Regions from separate parts of the Homo sapiens genome. Here region 1 is linked to region 2. The links are chromatin contacts, found by Hi-C or POLR2A ChIA-PET in ENCODE. All regions are on one chromosome and are shown on one strand. The core of a region is the stretch at or near the end of the contact, and the rest is flanking DNA. Distances in the headings are between cores, read along the strand shown.

Region 1 (2,913 bases), core at 94-2,593, 980 kb after region 2:
TCCATATAACTCAGTTTCTCAAAAGGCCTCAAAACTCAAGATTAAAAGTGCCTGGAAAGACCATCATCTTTAGAGAACATATCACAGGCAACCCAAGACTTATTTTTTATCCCAAGTTAGGGGAGGATTTATCCTAATTTTGTGGCTCCTACACAACTTCTGAGCGACGCAAGCATGAAATGGCTGTCCGATACAAACAGACCCCTTCAGATACGGAATGCAGCAAACCCCTAATTTTCCTTGAAGGGGCCACGGAAAGCCAAACGGATTCGTAACCCGGTTGCTCAATGGTCCATTGGCTACTGCAGGACGCGCCCTCCTCTTACGCCGCAGGGGCTGCGGGGCGGCGACCAGGTTCCTCCGAGGGGCTGAAGTTCCCTTGGGGGTGGCTGAGAGCGGCCGCATCTCTGGCAGCATCCTCCCTCCCGAAAACGCGCCCTAAAAGTAGCGGCTGCGGGCGTGGGCACAGCCAACCCCAGCCTGCGCCTACCAGAAGTCGGGAGGGCGCGGAACTGCGGCCCCTCCGAGACGCGCCCGGGCCGCCGCCGCAGCACTGTCGCAGCGACCTTCCCGCCCGGGTCCCCGCGAGCAAACGGGCAAGCCCCGTTATCACGCAGGTCACACACCCCACGAGTAAAAGGAAAAAACCGGGCAGACAATAAAGCCCAACCCGCGGGGGCCCAAGCGAGCTGGAAGTTGGGGGCGCTGGGGCTGCAGCCCAAGGAGGAGCGGCGGGGACGACGGGATGCGGGGCTGATGCGCCTGGGACGCGGCAAGCCATATGTCAGCCCGGGTGCTGACAGCGGGGAGGACACTGGGCACGCGGCGGCGTCGGGGAGGCGGCCGGGGTAAGACAGGCCTGAGGCGGGAGGGGAGCGGCGGCGAGGTCCCGAGGCGCCGCGGTCGGCCGTGACCCCCACCCCAGCCGGGGCGCTGTCCCGTTCCTTACCGGCAGGGAAGCTGCGGGCTCCGCCGGGGCTATCCCGGCCGCTGGCCTCCGGAGCCAGGAAGCGCCCCCACATCGCGGGCGAGAGGGCCGGGTGGGCCAGGGACGCCCGACTCCTCACGTCCGTCCTCCTGCTTCTTCGGCGGCGGAAACTTGCGCGGAGCGTGGGCCTCGGCGACACGGGCAGGAGGAAAGGCGGGATGGCTGGTTAACGGCTGCTCAGCTACGGGCGGGGAGCGCAGGGGCCAGATTCGCCGCACTGCCGGCGCCTGCCATGGCCAAGCCGGCTGGGCTGAGGCCCGCGCCGGGGAAGCGGCGACTCGGCGGTGACGGCTGCTAGATCCCCGGCTGAGCCCAGGCTCAAAGGCTCCAGGCGAAGTTGCAGCTGCGGGTTCTCTCCGCCCCCTCCGCCGGCAGAGCCAGAGCCGGGGCTGGGGCCGCGAGGGGGCGGGGCCTCGGGCAATGACTTCAGGCGTGCGCGGCGCCGCGCGGGGCGGGGACTGCGGGGGGCGGGGACTGCGGGGGGCGGGTGAGCTACCCCGACCCCGCTTCGCCTCCTTGGCGGCGACTGGGCTGTCCCGCCCTCCCGCCGCATCCCTCTGTCTCCATCCTCCCGCCCTGCGAGTTGAGTAGAGGGCAGCGACTTGGCCTATTTTGCGATACTCGCCCCTCCCTTGGGTAATCCCTCACGCCCTCCCTCCGGGCACCTCTGTGAAGACACGTGGAAGACCTGCCCCTGGCGTCACAACCGCTCGAGATGAAAAAGCCAAGCCAGGGCGCGGCTGAGGGGGCTTCCAGCCTCCCTTGGAATTAGGATTGGGATTTAAATCCTCATCTGTATTCCTTCGTTTATAGATTACTTTAGGGGCAGAAAAGGGGTGGTTTTCCTTTACTAATTTAATGGGGGCGTGGGGGCAACACAGGCACCAGAATATAGCACCGGGATGTGCACCGGAAAAGGCCCGGGGGTAATTAGTACCCGAGGGGGAGAGGGGCCGTCATTGTAATCGCACAACGTTTCAGATTAGCAAGCAGAAAGTAAAAATGGCACCAAAGTCTGTAAAGGGAGCCCTTTCCTCCTTGCCCCCTACTCCTTCACGTTCTTCCTCTTCTTGGCCAGTTTCCACCCTTCACCTGAACCCTTAGTGCAGGAGGAGACGTCCTAAGGAAGGGCGAAAAGGGACAGCATCGTTTTATTTTTAAATCTTACTTCTCACTGGCAATATGGTGATGCTTCCAACGTTTAGTTACGAACTAGTTCGTATAAAAAATTCTGGGCCAGCACTGTGGTGGGAGGCGGGCTCTGCAGTAGGCCCATCACTCAGAGGTAAGTCGGAACGCAGGTCGCTTAACTAGAGAGGCTTTGAGTTCCGCTTTTCCTGTTCTGGAATCTTGCTAACAAAGGCCTCATATTTGCATTTTTCCCTTAAAGACATTTTAATTGGGAAATACTACTTAAAATTCTTGGAAGTTAAATTAGATTTAGGTGTGTGTTCTATCACTTACCACATCCGTGTTGTAATTTATCTGATTGGAGTTTTACATTTAGTCTCCCTGTGGTAGACTTCCAATTATTTCTCCAAATCATGTAATGTTAGCCAAGGGTCAGCTGTTTCTGATGATAAAAAGATACAGAAACATGAAAGACGAATGTGATTGGTTCCTTTTTATTATTTTAATGTGCACTAGCTCGTTTTATCTAACACTTGAAGAGGATAGATTTTTTTAAGTCCCAAAAAGAAAATTAGCAGAAGCTATAGCACTATGTATAGATTTTTTTTTCATGCTTTGTAGTTACCACAGTCTCAGGAACAGAATTTTTGAAATTCATTTGTGATGCAGTTCTAAGAAGTGTATAAAATATTACAGAAATATCTTGGCCTTTGCGAGTTTAAAATACACTTATTATTTCAAAACTGCCAATTTCCTAATTCTAAACAGTGTTTAAAGAAAATCGTTTACTCGGG
Region 2 (3,123 bases), core at 52-2,551:
ACTGCGAAAGGGAGATGGACATGAGATTCAACTTTTAAAGTAAAGTTAAATGAGTCTTAGAAACCAAAATGAGACTAGTTGAAAAAGTGACAATGTTAGAAAAATTAAGTCACATAGCCAAGACGTGAACAGATGTTTCCCAGGGGGAAAAAGAGGCTTTAGCGAACAAAGAATAGGTAGGTATTACAAAAACGCAACTGTTTACACACACACACGTGTGTAAATATGTGTGTATACGTGTGTATGTGTACAGTTGCATTTTTGTAATACCTCCCTAATCTTTATATATATACTTATATAAATATAAATGCAAATAATATAAATATTATTGTTGCACACACACATATATATGATGATAGAGGATGTAGCATGTAGGATAAACCTTGAGAAATGGGTTGGAATGTCGGCAATACCAAGTCGGGAATCAGGAATTCAGGAGAAGAGCTTGAACAAAAAGGGCAAAGACAGTACAGACTTACCGCGGGGAAGTACAAAACCATTCTAGAGGACCACGTCGAAGTCCACATGGACAGAAACATTAGGGTGTTAAAGGGGATGATAAGGCTTGGATGGGCAGTTTGCTTCAAATAGTGGCGGTCATTGAAGTCAGGCACAATTTCTATTTTTTTTCCCCACTGTAAACCTAACCCACGGCGGTTGGTCAAAGTCTTGCCGAATAAAAAAAAAAAAAAAAAAAAAGAATTAAGTGACTGGACTGCCAAGCTGTAGAGCCTCTATTAAGCAATGTACAGCCAGGAAAGGATACCTTAGATGAGAATGACATGGGTAGAGGGGTGTTTCAGGAACATGGCTAAAGAGCCTCGCTCCCAGCCTCAGCCGGGAGGCTGAATAAAGGACAGTAGCAGGATCACTCCAGCCTTTGAGGACACTTTTGGAAACCCTGGTGGATTCCCAGCATCAACACTTACTGAGGGCTGCTTTCCATCCCTAGGTTCTTTCCGGCATTTGTAATTTCCAATCCACTTAGGACACTTCTACTCCTCAGAAACCGTTTCTGTCGGGGCCGTGAGAGGAGACAGTATAAGACTTCCTGGACCCAAGGGACGCCGGGTCCCCTGGAAGCGCCCATCGCATTGAAGACCACGTGTGCCTTGCTGGGGTCCCATTCAGACAAGTCCCGGGTCGTTCGCTCATCGCCCTCCACGCGACCAGGGGGCGCCCGCGGTATCGGCCCGGCTAGTTCGCAGGCGTGCGCCTTCCCTCACTGCGCCGGAACGGGCCACGTTCTCGGACCCAGAAGCCGCGTCAGAATTCCACGCTGGCCAATCGGAACTGTCCATGTACTACTGGGGGCGGGGCTGCCAAGGGAGGAGGAAGATGGCGGCGGGGGCGAGGTGAGGTGTTGGCAGTGGAAAGGGGTTCGGGCTCGGGGGGCGGGGGGACGCGGAGCGATGGCCCGCGCCGGCCGCAGGGGCGGATAAAAAGCCGTCGCGCTGCGGGAGTGGGCGGGAGGGAGAGGGGGTGTCTGAGGGCCACAAGAGTATGACGGGGCTGTACGAGCTGGTGTGGCGGGTGCTGCACGCGCTGCTCTGTCTGCACCGCACGCTCACCTCCTGGCTCCGCGTTCGGTTCGGCACCTGGAACTGGATCTGGCGGCGCTGCTGCCGCGCCGCCTCTGCCGCGGTCCTAGCGCCGCTCGGCTTCACGCTCCGCAAGCCCCCGGCAGTCGGCAGGAACCGCCGTCACCACCGGCACCCGCGCGGGGGGTCGTGCCTGGCAGCCGCACACCACCGGATGCGCTGGCGCGCGGACGGTCGTTCCTTGGAGAAGCTGCCTGTGCATATGGGCCTGGTGATCACCGAGGTGGAGCAGGAACCCAGCTTCTCGGACATCGCGAGCCTCGTGGTGTGGTGTATGGCCGTGGGCATCTCCTACATTAGCGTCTACGACCACCAAGGTGAGGCCCGGTGCGGTGGTGGGGGGTGGCCGAGGCGTCTTGGACCGCTAGACCGCTGGTCTGGCGGGTGGTGCCCATGGCACGAGTTGCCGCGGCCTCTCTGCAAATCACAGCGCTAGCGCTTTCGAGGAAGGGAGATCAGCTTTATTGAACACCTACTAATTCTCTGGATTTGACTCAGTAGCTTTTTAACATTTTAAAAATATCCCTTGGCCGGGCGCGGTGGCTCATGCCTGTAATCCCAGCACTTTGGGAGGCCGAGGCGGACGGATCACCTGAGGTCGGGAGTTCGAGACCAGCCTGACTAACATGGAGAAACCCCGTTTCTACTAAAAATACAAGTTTAGTCGGGCGTGGTGGCATATGCCTGTAATCCCAGCTACTAGGGAGGCTGAGGCAGGAGAATCGCTGGAACCCGGGAGGCGGAGGTTGTGGTGAGCCGAGATCGCGCCACTGCACTCCAGCCTGGGCAACAAGAGCGAAACTCTGTCTCAAATAAGTAAATAAATAAATAAAAATAAATAAAAAATCTCTTATTCGTTATAATACTGCAGTAATGTAGATGGTATTTGTATACCCTTGCCAAGGTTTAAAAACATTAACTGATTTGCCCAAGGCCACAAGATCGTAATGGGGCCACAAAGATCGGAATGAGGATATTGGAATTTTAGCCATTCTGTGCTTTTTCACAATCTTTGCCTTTGGTTACACCACACTGTTTCTTTAAGAGAGCTTCCAGGCGCTGTTCTTAAGTCGCAGTGAGGCTATAGAGGACTTAGGCATGGGCTGTGTGATAGGTACTGCAAATGGGAGCGGTGGGGGTCAGGTGGTATTTGAACTGGGTTTATGAAAAATATGTGAGAGATTGGATAGGCAGAAAAGAAAATGGTCCCTTTCTGTCTTGGAAGGCTGGGATGGTTTGTGATCCTTCATCATCAGTGCCCAACACAGTACTTGATAGAATTGTCCTCTCATATGTTTTGATTGAGGGAATGAATTTCACCATAGGGAGTTTTTGTAAGTACAAAAATTCAGTACTTATTGGGTAGCTACAAACCTAAAGCACTGTGCTAGGCATATTCCTTGGAATCTTGCATTTAATTCCATGGACTCTCAGGCTTGTTAGGAGGTAGGCACACACTCACATATTTGACATGGTTAATAACAAGAAGTGTTGAGAGTAAAATTACTATTGTGAGAAGAGA

Evidence for each region. Hi-C counts contacts between places; a loop is a spot of excess contacts on that map. ChIA-PET counts read pairs that join two places held with the same protein, here RNA polymerase II (POLR2A). Pooled maps may share reads with other maps.
Region 1: a map of B cell shows a loop between it and region 2 (24-fold over the local background). The contact joins the promoter of CEP85L here to the promoter of NUS1 in region 2. A Hi-C loop is called at or near these places in 2 of 168 maps with a recorded cell type or tissue (B cell and naive thymus-derived CD4-positive, alpha-beta T cell), 2 of 37 single-sample maps with no recorded cell type and 13 of 50 pooled maps. POLR2A ChIA-PET finds 5 or more read pairs at or near these places in 1 of 52 experiments (activated CD4-positive, alpha-beta T cell).

The regions. Positions count from the first base shown.
Region 1 is chr6:118,650,248-118,653,160 of GRCh38, forward strand. CEP85L (centrosomal protein 85L) reads right to left here and starts at 1,344. Exons shown (of 13, transcript NM_001042475.3): 1 at 950-1,344. The coding sequence starts at 1,022. RefSeq lists silencers at 728-1,037, 1,238-1,697.
Region 2 is chr6:117,674,168-117,677,290 of GRCh38, forward strand. It overlaps NUS1 (NUS1 dehydrodolichyl diphosphate synthase subunit), which reads left to right and starts at 1,302. Exons shown (of 5, transcript NM_138459.5): 1 at 1,302-1,918. The coding sequence starts at 1,504. LOC101927919 (a long non-coding RNA gene) reads right to left here and starts at 1,117. Exons shown (of 3, transcript NR_110854.1): 1 at 930-1,117; 2 at 480-668.